Regions from separate parts of the Homo sapiens genome. Here region 2 is linked to region 1. A link is an interaction called in ENCODE POLR2A ChIA-PET data of the cell type or tissue named here. Cell type or tissue: Panc1. All regions are shown on one strand. Each heading gives the region's core, and the rest is flanking DNA. Links, peaks and the distances in the headings are about the cores only.

The links. Peaks named below come from ENCODE experiments on the same cell type or tissue, not always from the same donor. Only the 100,000 strongest peaks of a DNase experiment are listed, where the experiment ranks them.
Region 2: POLR2A ChIA-PET joins it to region 1 with 5 read pairs; 6 of 35 experiments call an interaction of 5 or more read pairs at or near these places.

The regions. Positions count from the first base shown.
Region 1 is chr5:124,830,803-124,836,187 of GRCh38, forward strand. No RefSeq gene overlaps it. Among named protein-coding and RNA genes, the nearest start is that of ZNF608, 87 kb to the left of the region's middle. In Panc1, for the core only: no CTCF peak of the experiment used is centred there; no DNase peak of the experiment used is centred there.
Region 2 is chr5:124,754,598-124,759,982 of GRCh38, forward strand. No RefSeq gene overlaps it. Among named protein-coding and RNA genes, the nearest start is that of ZNF608, 11 kb to the left of the region's middle. In Panc1, for the core only: no CTCF peak of the experiment used is centred there; no DNase peak of the experiment used is centred there; H3K4me3 peaks cover 377 bases; H3K27ac peaks cover 1,599 bases.

The sequences.
Region 1 (5,385 bases), core at 83-5,082:
TTATTATTCTTATTTTGTGTCTTGATACCATAATGCTGTGATCATAGATGCTGAATGATCACTCCTTTTTGGGGAAAAATGTGAGGAAACTGAATGGCTCCCTGGAGAAACCCTTTGGTGACAGGTAGCAAATCTGGTGTCTTAGCCTCCAAAGTAGCCCCCAGTCATCTTCACCTCCTGGTGTCCACACTTTTGTGTAGTTTCCTCTCCCATTGAATCACAGCTGCTCAGCATGGCTAATTAAGTATGGCAAAAGTGATGGTGTATGATTTCTGAACCTAGGTAATGAAGGGTGGGTTTTTAGATAAAATACAGTATATCCAATTAACTTTGAATTTCAGATAATAAAAATTTAGTGTGTGTCCCAAATATTGCATGTGTCATGCTTATACTAACACTTCATTTATTATTTACCTGAAATTCAAATTTAACTGGGTGTTATGTAGTTTTATTTGTGAAACCTGGCAGCCCTATAAAGGGCATTTTGGCTTCCACCTTCTTCTTTTAAATTGCTGTTTATGTTGTGAGGACACTCAAATAGACTTGTGGATAGACCCAGTGTGGAGAGGAGCTGAGGCTTCCTACCACTAGCCAGCAGCGATCTGCTGCCTATGTGAGACGGCAACCTTGGGACCACTGTTATGGCTCAGATATCTCTTTATGTAACACAATTTGTCTCTTACTTCTTGTTTGTTTGATTATATCCTTAGTGGCTACTCTAGCCTGTGGGTTCCACTAGAACAGTTATATGAGTTTTGCTCCCCATTGTGCCCAAGTGCTTAGTACACCACAGTGCCAGGCACTTGATTGGTTTCAGTTTTGTAAAATGATGTAAAATGTGCTCTGAGCCTCACTGTCTTCATCTATAAGAAGGGATAAAAATGGTATCCACCTTATAGGGCTGGTGTGAAGATTAAATGAGTTAATATGCTTAGAAATGTGCCTGGTACATAAGTTCCAAGGCTCAGTACACATGGGAAGAAGCTTCCTTCTCAATAATTAGCTTGCAATAGAATCACCTGGAGGTCTGGTTAAAACTCTAATTACTCTGATTACTGGGCCTCAACCTCCTGAGATTTTGATTAAGTAGGTCTGGGAGTGGCCAGGTGATGCTGACACTGCTAATTTTGGGACTGAGCCTCTGCTTTAGCTTAATGCTTTCCATGACTGTGACCATGCTGTGAGAGTGCCTTCTCATTTCTGTTTATAAATGATTTGTGTTGGCTGGGTGCAGACCTCAGCTCCAGCAGAGCTGTCAAGAGTGTGAAGTCTGATTTCTCTTAACTCAAGCAGGCATAGAAGTCTCTGATTTATTTCTGGCTATAATCAATACCTCTAGGCTAAGGGATGATCTTAGCCAGCAGGAAGTCTAAAATAGTAGAAAGATAGCAGCCTCTGTTCTAAATTCAGAGGTGAGCTCTGTTCAACTACTGCCATTTTTGCTGGCTCCTGGGCCCTGATCTTAGCCTGTTTGAAGTGCTAAATATATACATTCAGCTGAAGTCCTCACTGTACTCCAGTGTGGGGGGAAATTTCCTAGTAAATAATCCTGTAGTGGATCAGACACAAATGTTTTGTGGCCTCCTAATTGGCACAAGTTTAAAGTATTAAAGAGAACCTACAAGCATTTCCTATCATTAAACCCCTTTCCAGGTCACAAACATCTCCCAAAGTAGTGTAGGAGAGAAAAACTTTTCCTCTACTGTCTTCAGTTATTTGCTTGAGGCCTATAATTAAACTAATAAAAGATCAACAGGAGAAAAGGTATACACATTTTGTGAACATTTTTACTTGCATAGGGGCTTCACAGAAAAGAAATGAAAACCCAAAGAGGTGGTTAGACCTGGTGACTTATATACCATTTTAACAAAGGGTGATAAATTGTGGAGAAATGACTAAACAAAGGAAAAAGGGATTTGGGATCCTAAGTGTGATAAATTGTGAAAGTGACTAGGAAATGTAGATAAGTTTTGTTTTGTAAAGTTTGTTATGCAGACTTGGGTTGTCTCTGGTGATAAGAATTGTCTCTGGAGTTGCTCCCTTTTTCCTTGTAGAAAGAAGGGAACATCTTTACAAAGGAAATCTATGCCCTGCTTTTAGACAGAAAGGGGGAGGGCAGAGAGCTCTTCCTGTTTCTGCTGTTTCTCAATTGCCTTCAACTAAAAATAATCCTTACGCTAAAGTAGCATATTTGGGTTAGCATATTCTGATCCCTTTCAGCAGTATTTCTCAAACTAACCAACTTTCTTCCTTCCTTCCTTCTCTTTTCTTTTCTTCCTTCCTTTTTCTGTGTTTTCAAACAGGGTCTCCCTTTGTCACCCAGGCTGGAGTGCAGTAGTATGATCTAGGCTCACTGTAGCATTGATCTCCTGAGCTCAAGCAGTTATCCCACATCAGCCTCTTGAGTAGCTAGGGCTACAGGTGCATGCTAGTCCATCTGGCTAATTTTTAATATTTTTTTAGAGATGGGGTTTCACCATGTCGCTCAGGCTGGTTTAGAACTCCTGGGCTCAAGGAGTCTTCCCTGCCTGGGCCTTTCAAAGTGCTGGGATTTCAGGCATGAGCCATGATGTCTGGCAAGACTTTTATGTTCATACAAATCACCTGAAGTTTTTGTTAAAATACTGACTCTGATTCAGTAGATCTGGGCTGGAGCCTTGACATTCCACATTTCTAAGAAGCTCCTTAGTGGTACCATATCAAGGAAGGTTTTGAGCCTCATTACAGAGCAACTGAACATGAATTTAGCGGGAGTAGAGTGCAGGTGCCAGGCACCAAGTATTAGACCCTGCTACACAGTGAGGGTTGAGGATCACTGCTCTACATTCAGATGCTTGATGTCATTGTTTATTTTTGCCAGTGTACACTTCCACCATCCATGTAGCCTAGCCTGTACTACTTTTTTATTCCTACAGGACCCAGGACAAATGGAATCTTTGCCTTCCTAAGCCCTACAGGCACCTATTTTAAATTCAAGCAAACATCAACATCAAGGGAGCCAAGCACTACACAAACTGTATATTTGGAAAGAAAATGGTGTATTTATTGCTTATGCCCTTAAAGGAAAAATGGGACAAACCATTTGAAATCAGAAGGTACTAAAAATTACGAGATATGCAGTCCCCACACTGTGTTCCCTGCAATTTGGCCACAGGAATTCTCTGAGTGGCCTTTGCTTAGCTCCATCTCTGGGTAGGATGGGCCTTTGGCCATCCATGTTACACTTTGATCCTGACTCAGCTCTTATCTTTTCTATACATTTAAGTCCCTTCAGAGGTTCAAGTCTACTCTAGGTTAATACCTCAGGCCTTTCAGGCACATAAGTAATATTTTTAAAAAAAGCATCCTCATATACAGAAAATTTCCCCCAAATTTATCCTTCTTTGTAACATATCTATGATCTCACATTTAAATGTTATCACACTTACAGCAAAGGCAATGCTAAGAGGAAAGTTCGTAGCCTTAAATGTCTTCATCAAAAAGTCTGAAAGAGCACAAACAGGCAATCTAAGGTCATGGCTCAAGGAACTAGAGAAACAAACAAACCAAACCCAAACCCAGCAGAAGAAAGGGAATAACCAAGATCAGAGCAGAACTAAATGAAATTGAAACAAACAAACAAACAAAAAACAAAGACAAATGAAACAAAAAACTTGTTCTTTGAAAAATATAAATAAAATTGATAGACCATTAGCAAGATTAACCAAGGAAAGAAGAGAGAAGATCTAAATAAGCTCAGTTAGAAATGAAATGAGAGATATTACAACTGATACCACAGAAATACAGATCATTCAAGGCTACTATGAACACTTTTTCACATATAAACTAGAAAACCTAGAGGAGATGGATAAATTCCTGGAAAGATACAACCCTCTTAGCTTAAATCAGAAAGAATTAGAAGCCCTGAACAGACCAATAACAAGCAGAGAGATTGAAGTAGTAATAAAAATATTACCAACAACAACAACAAAAAGTCCTGGACCAGATGGATTCACAGCTGAATTCTACCAGACATTCAAAGAATTGGTACCAATTCTATTGACACTATTCCACAAGATAGAGAAAGAGGGAATCCTCCCTAAATAATTTTATGAAGCCAGTACCACCCTAATACACAAACCAGGGAAGGACATAACAAAAAAAGAAAACTACAGACTAATGTCTCTGATGAACATAGATGCAAAAATCCTCAACAAAATACTAGTTAACTGAATCCAACAGCATATCAAAAAGGTAATCTACCATGATCAAGTGGGTTTCATATCATGAATGCAGGGATGATTTAACATGCACAAGTCAATAAATGTGATACACCACATAAACAGAATTAGAAAAAAAATCACATGGTCATCTCAATAGAGGCAGAAAAAGCATTTGACAAAGTCCAGCATCACTTTATGATTAAAACCTTCAGCAAAATCAGCATACAAAGGACATACCTCAATGTAATAAAAGCCATCTATGACAAACCCCCACAGCCAACATAACACTGAATGGAGAAAAGTTGAAAGCATTCCCTGTGAAAACTGGAACGAGACAAGGATGCTCACTCTCACCACTTCTATTCAATATAGTACTGAAATTCCTAGCCAGAGCAATCAGACAAGAGAAAGAAATGGCATCAAATCAGTAAAGAGAAAGTCAAATTGTCACTGTTTGCAGATGATCTCATTGTATACCTAGAAAACCCTAAAGACTCCTCCAGAAAGCTCCTGGAATTGATAAATGAATTCAGCAAAGTTTCAGGATATAAAATTAATGTACACAAATCACTAGCTCTGCTGCACACCAACAGCAACCAAGCTGAGAATGAAATCAAGAACTCAATCCCTTTATGATAGCTGCAAAAAAATAAAATAAAATACTTAGGAATATACTTAACCAAGGAGGTGAAAGACCTGTACGAGGAAAACTACAAAACACTGCTGAAAGAAATCATAGATGACACAAATGGAAACACATCCATGCTCATGGATGGATAGAATCAATATTGTGAAAATGACCATACTGCCAAAAGCAATCTACAGATTCAATGCAATTCCCATCAAAATACCACCATCATTCTTCACCAAAAAAAAAAAAAAAAAAAAAAAAAAAAAAAATCTTAAAATTCATATGGAACCTAAAAAGAGCCTGCATAGCTAAAGCAAGACTAAGCAAAAAGGGCTGGGTGCGGTGGCTCACGCCTGTAATCCCATCACTTTGGGAGGCTGAGGTGGGCAGATCACCTAAGGTCAGGAGTTTGAAACCAGCCTGGCCAACATGATGAGCCCCTGTGTCTACTGAAAATACAAAAATTAGCCAGGCATGGTGGCAGGTGCTTGTAATCCCAGCTACTAGAGAGGCTGAGGCAGGAGAATCACTTGAACCCCAGGAGGCTTTGGT
Region 2 (5,385 bases), core at 220-5,219, 76 kb before region 1:
GCTGGTTTTATTACAATATGTATTTTACAGATTTAGGTAATAGCCCTGATTTTTCAAATCGACCTCTGTTTAGACACGTTTCACTTTCGGCTGTTTCTTGTCTGTAAAATTACAGTCATTTGCACGTTATTACAGTGAGTAGGAGACAGATTGTATTTAGCATTGGGTGGGGGAAGGGTTATTATGGGAAGTGATCTGCTAAGGTCAGCACATAATTTCAGCCTGAAGAAAATTGCTTCTGAATGGCTGGTCTGTTAGCTAGCCAAGGAATAGTCACTGGGAGAGACTGCAAAATACTTCTGCTTAATCTGCATTATAGAGTTATTCTCATTTCCAGATAGATGGCCCGTAGATACAGTGTTTGTAAAACTAAATTTAAAAACTTGTAGGTGAAATGTTGTCACTGCTCTATTTGAATTCAAAACAATTACAACAAAATGCAATACGATCAAGCACAGGAAGATCAAGAGGCAGCAGGATCCAGCCATTACGTTCCACTCCATCTTTCTCCTTTGCCTCCATTTCTCTGCTTCTTCTTTTGTCATTTTTAAAATCCTTATGACTTCATGACAGTAGATTTTTACATATGTGTAAAAATTGAGAGCAATACCAAACACATTGATACATGTATCTCCAACTTTCACACATATATGACTGCAGGAAAACAAAATGCCTAAATTAGTTTCTTTTTGGAGAGTGGCATAATTCCCTCAAGTGTGAAAGCACTAAATATACTTTTGATGCTAGAATTTAAGGATTTTTTTCACATTTTATAAAAATATATTCTATTTGTGCACATTTTCTAAAGCTGACAGAAGAACAAAGCAGTGATACTTATCAGAAACAGTAACCCCTGCCTAATTTTAATATTTAAATCCAACCCTTATGCATCACCTGGGAAGTCTTAACATATTTGGTTAGATGAAATCAGGAGACCAAAGTTTATTTTAAAGAAGAATAAAAGAGTTCCGTTATACTCGGCTCCTTTGGCTGTTGAATATCACTTTTGTTGTGAACAACTGTGCCTCTTTTGTTTTCAAAACAAGCTTTCCTAAAGAATGAATCACTACAATCATTTGGAGAATATGCAATAAACAACAGAAAGCCAGAAAGTTGTTTTGCTATTTTCTCAGCAGAGCCTTTCCTCCCCTTCCTCACAGCTCAGCGGTGCCTCCAGTCCACCAGCCAATCATCATTATGGAAATGTGGTTCTCAGCCCCCTGATTGGCTGACTTCTGGTCCAGGATGTTTAAGGTTTCTACAGCTCATCACATGCATTGCCTGCCAGACTGCTCTGTGGACCTTTTTCTACTATGAATATTTTAATCATCTTTTATTTTCCTTTCTTTTCCTTTCTGTCCTTCTGTCCTCTTTTTTAAGATTCTTAAAATCATTTAAGGAAGCACCTTGTATTTTCTTGCAAACACCTTTAAAATGTAATGATCTGTTAAGAATAGAGTTGAATATACGAGAACATGTTTTCTAACCATATTTTAATGTTTTCTGTTTATTTGGGTTTTAATGATGTGTCTTTGGATTTTAGAGGGGTCCCATGAAAGTTAAATGAACAAACATATGCTTTAATTTTTATAATTCTAAACATAATGTCTCCCAAAAAGAATTTTATTGAGATATTTACAAGTCAAAACATTAAATTAAAAAACCTTTAATACTGAAAAGTAATCTTTCAGGTAAAGGAGACAATGTATTTTTTCATAATTAAAACATTGCCTTTTATTTGTAATTTTAAAAGATGTTTTAAACATTAACACTCTTGGCCGGGTGCTGTGGCATACGCCTGTAATCCCAGCAGTTTGGGAGGCCGAGGCAGGTGGATCGCTTGGGGTTAGGAGTTCGAGACCAGCCTGGCCAACACGGTGAAACCCCGTCTCTACTAAAAATACAAAAATTAGCTGGGCATTATGGCAGCTGCCTGTAATCCCAGCTACTCAGGAGTCTGAGGCAGGGGAATCACTTGAACCTGGGAGGCAGAGGTTGCAGTGAGCCAAGATCATGCCACTGCACTCCAGAACTCCAGTCTGGACAACAAAGCGAGACTCTGTCTCAAAAAAAAAAAAAAAGGAAGTTAACACTCCTATAGTGTATTAAGGATGCACAACTCTTTCAAGCTTGTTGTTGTTGTTGTTGTTGTCGGGGTTTTTTGTTTTGTTTTGTTTTGTTTTGTATTTTTGGAGACAGAATCTCACTCTGTCACCCAGGCTGGATTGCAGAGGCATGATCGAAGCTCACTGCAGCCTCAACCTCCTGGGCTCAAGCAATCCTACCTCAGCCTCCTGAGTAGCTGGGACCACAGGCATGCACCACCACAGCCAGCTAGTTTCTTTATATTTGTAAAGAAGGGTGTCTCCTATGTTGCCCAGGCTGGTCTCAAACTGCTGGGCTCAAGGGATCCTCTTGCCTCGGCCTCCCAAAATGCTGGGATTATAAGCATGAGCCACCACGCCCAGCCTGAAATAGGTTTGTAATTCAAGTGAATAATAGTAGGAAATACATGTGTGATTTACTATGTTCCAAAAAGTCTTCTTAATTATTTATATGTATTAATTTATTTAATCTTCATAGCAGGCAAGTGAAATAAGTAGTATTAGCATCAGAATGAGGAAACTGAGACACAGAAATCATGTAATTTGTCTAAATTTTCCAGCCAAATCTTGGTCCAGCCAAGATTTAATATAGGAAGCCTGTATGCTTAACCACTGCACCAGGACTATTATAAAAGAACAAAACTCCAGACAACATTGCCATTCTTTTTGTTGAGTGCAGGAACATTAACAGGTGACCAAGGACTTCTTTTCCTGAAAGAAATGCAGTTAACAAGCAATGTGCTAACTTTTTTCCAACATAGAACAACTCTATGCCAAACTGAAGATATGGCACATTTGATCAGATACATGCAAATTCTGCGAGAAATTGTATCACTTCTGGTCCTTATACTCAGGATATTTTTTAAAAATCAATTTTCTTCTTATCACTTAATTGAAAAAAAAAGTTTTTGGTCACATCTTTGGATCTGAGAAAAATTTTAAACATTTAAGAAATATTCCCATAATAGTGAGGCAGCCAGGTGGGAGGGGGTCCCTGGAGAAACTCCAACCAGCCTGCCCAATGAGATGGAGCCTCACCAACGTGAAGTTCAGGACATTTGCAGCAGGGAGGAACCTTGCCTTACCTTTTCCTGTGTGGAACCTGGGATCCAAGCTGCTGGTGAGCAGCACTCTATCTGCCAGAGTCCTTGTTTCCCCCTTTTCTTCCTTTTCACCCAATAAAACCCTGCTTCACTCACCCTTCAAACCATCTGGGAACCTAAATTTTCATGGCCGTGGGACGGAAAAGGACCCTGTTGTTAGCTGAACCAAGGAAAAGTCTTACCACAATAGGTGGCAGAGTGAGGTTAAAAAATGACATAAAGCTGGCCATTATTGGGACTGGTGGTTTGTTGATAGGGATCATAATATTCGTTTTTGTTTTTGTTTTTGTTTTTTTTTTTTTTTTTTGGAACGGAGTCTTGCTCTGTCGCCCAGGCTGGAGTGCAGAGGTACGATCTCGGCTCACTGTAAGCTCTGCCTCCCGAGTTCACGCCATTCTCCTGCCTCAGCCTCCTGAGTAGCTGGGACTACAGGCACCCGCCACCACGCCCAGCTTTTTGTTTTTTTTTTTTGTTTGTTTTTTTTTGTATTTTTTAGTAGAGATGGGGTTTCACCGTGTTGGCCAGGATGGTCTTAATCTCCTGACCTCGTGATCCGCCCGCCTCGGCCTCCCAAAGTGCTGGGATTACAGGCGTGAGCCACCGTGCCCCCCTGGGATCATAATATTCTTTATGTAATACATGCGCTTACATACGCACACACACTTTTGAAAATTTCTATGTTAAAAACTGGGGCCAGTTGAAAGGCTCATTCCTATAATCCCAACACTTTGGGGGGCCAAGGCGAGAGGATTGCTTGAGGCCAGGAGTTCGAGACCAGACTGGGCAATATAACAAGACCGTGTCTCTACAAAAAATTTCAAAAATTAGGTGAATGTGGTGACACATGCCTGTAGTCCCAGCTACTTGAGAGACTGAGGCAGGAGGATCACTTGAGCCCAGGAGTTCAAGGCTCATTACGGTGAGCTATGCCACTGTACTCCAATCTGGGCAAAAGAGCAAGACCCTGTCTCAAACAAACAAACAAACAAAAAGCTACCGTGCCTTGGAGAAGGAAGGAGCTATTCAGAAACACAATTTATCCCTTGGATTTAGAACAGTTTTTGCATTAATCCAACAGGGTAAAATGACTTTACTGTATATACAAACAAGCAGCAGATTACACCTGTAGCCTACCCTTTGTTTACACAGGTTTTTGTTTGTTTGTTTTGAGTCCAATTTACTTGCAAGGCCATATACGTTGAAAATCTGTAACGTGCTATTTATATTTTCTTTTTTTCTTGAGACGGAGTCTGGCTCTGTCACCCAGGCTGGAGTGCAATGGCGCTATCTCGGCTCACTGCCACCTCCGCCTCCTGGGTTCAAGCGATTCTCCTGCCTCAGTATCCCAAGTAGCTGGGATTACAGGCATGCACTGCTACGCATGGTTAATTTTTGTATTTTTAGTAGAGAAGAGGTTTCACTATGTTGGCCAGGCTGGTCACGAACTCCTGACCTCAAGTGATCCACCCATCTCAGCCTCCCAAAGTACTGGGATTACAGGCGTAGGCCACCGCGCCTAGCCGCTATTTATATTTTCAACATGTGTCTAGGAGACTCAGTTGAACAGTTTATAACTTCCTTGCACAAACTTTTTTTTTTTTTTTTGAGACAGAGTTTCGCTCTTTCACCCAAGCTGGAGTGCCATGGCGGAATCTCAGCTCACTGCAACCTCCGCCTCCCGAGTTCAAGCAATCCTCCTGCCTCAGCCTTCTGAGTAGCTGGGATTACAGGTGTGTGCCACCATGCCCAGCTAATTTTTGTATTTTTAGTAGAGACAGGGTTTCACCATGTCGGTCAGGCTGGTCTCAAACTCCTGACCTTGTGATCCGCCCGCCTGGGCCTCCCAAAGTGCTGGGATTTGCAGGCATGAGTCACCACATCTGGCTCATTCATTTTCTTTAAAATAAAGAAAAAATTTGGTAGTTTAGATTTCTTCAGTACATGTTTTCTGTCTTATTCAAAGAAATAGAGTTGTAAAAATGAAACACACAATTCAGACACAGAATTAAATTCTTTTTTTTTTTTCTAAGGCAGGCTCTTGCTCTGTCGCCACAGCTGGAGTGCAGTGGCATGATCATAGCTCACTGCAGCCTTGAAATCCTGGGCCTAAGCCATTCTTCCGCCTCAGCCTCCTGAGTAGCTGGGACTACAGGTGCATGCCACCACACCTGGCTAAT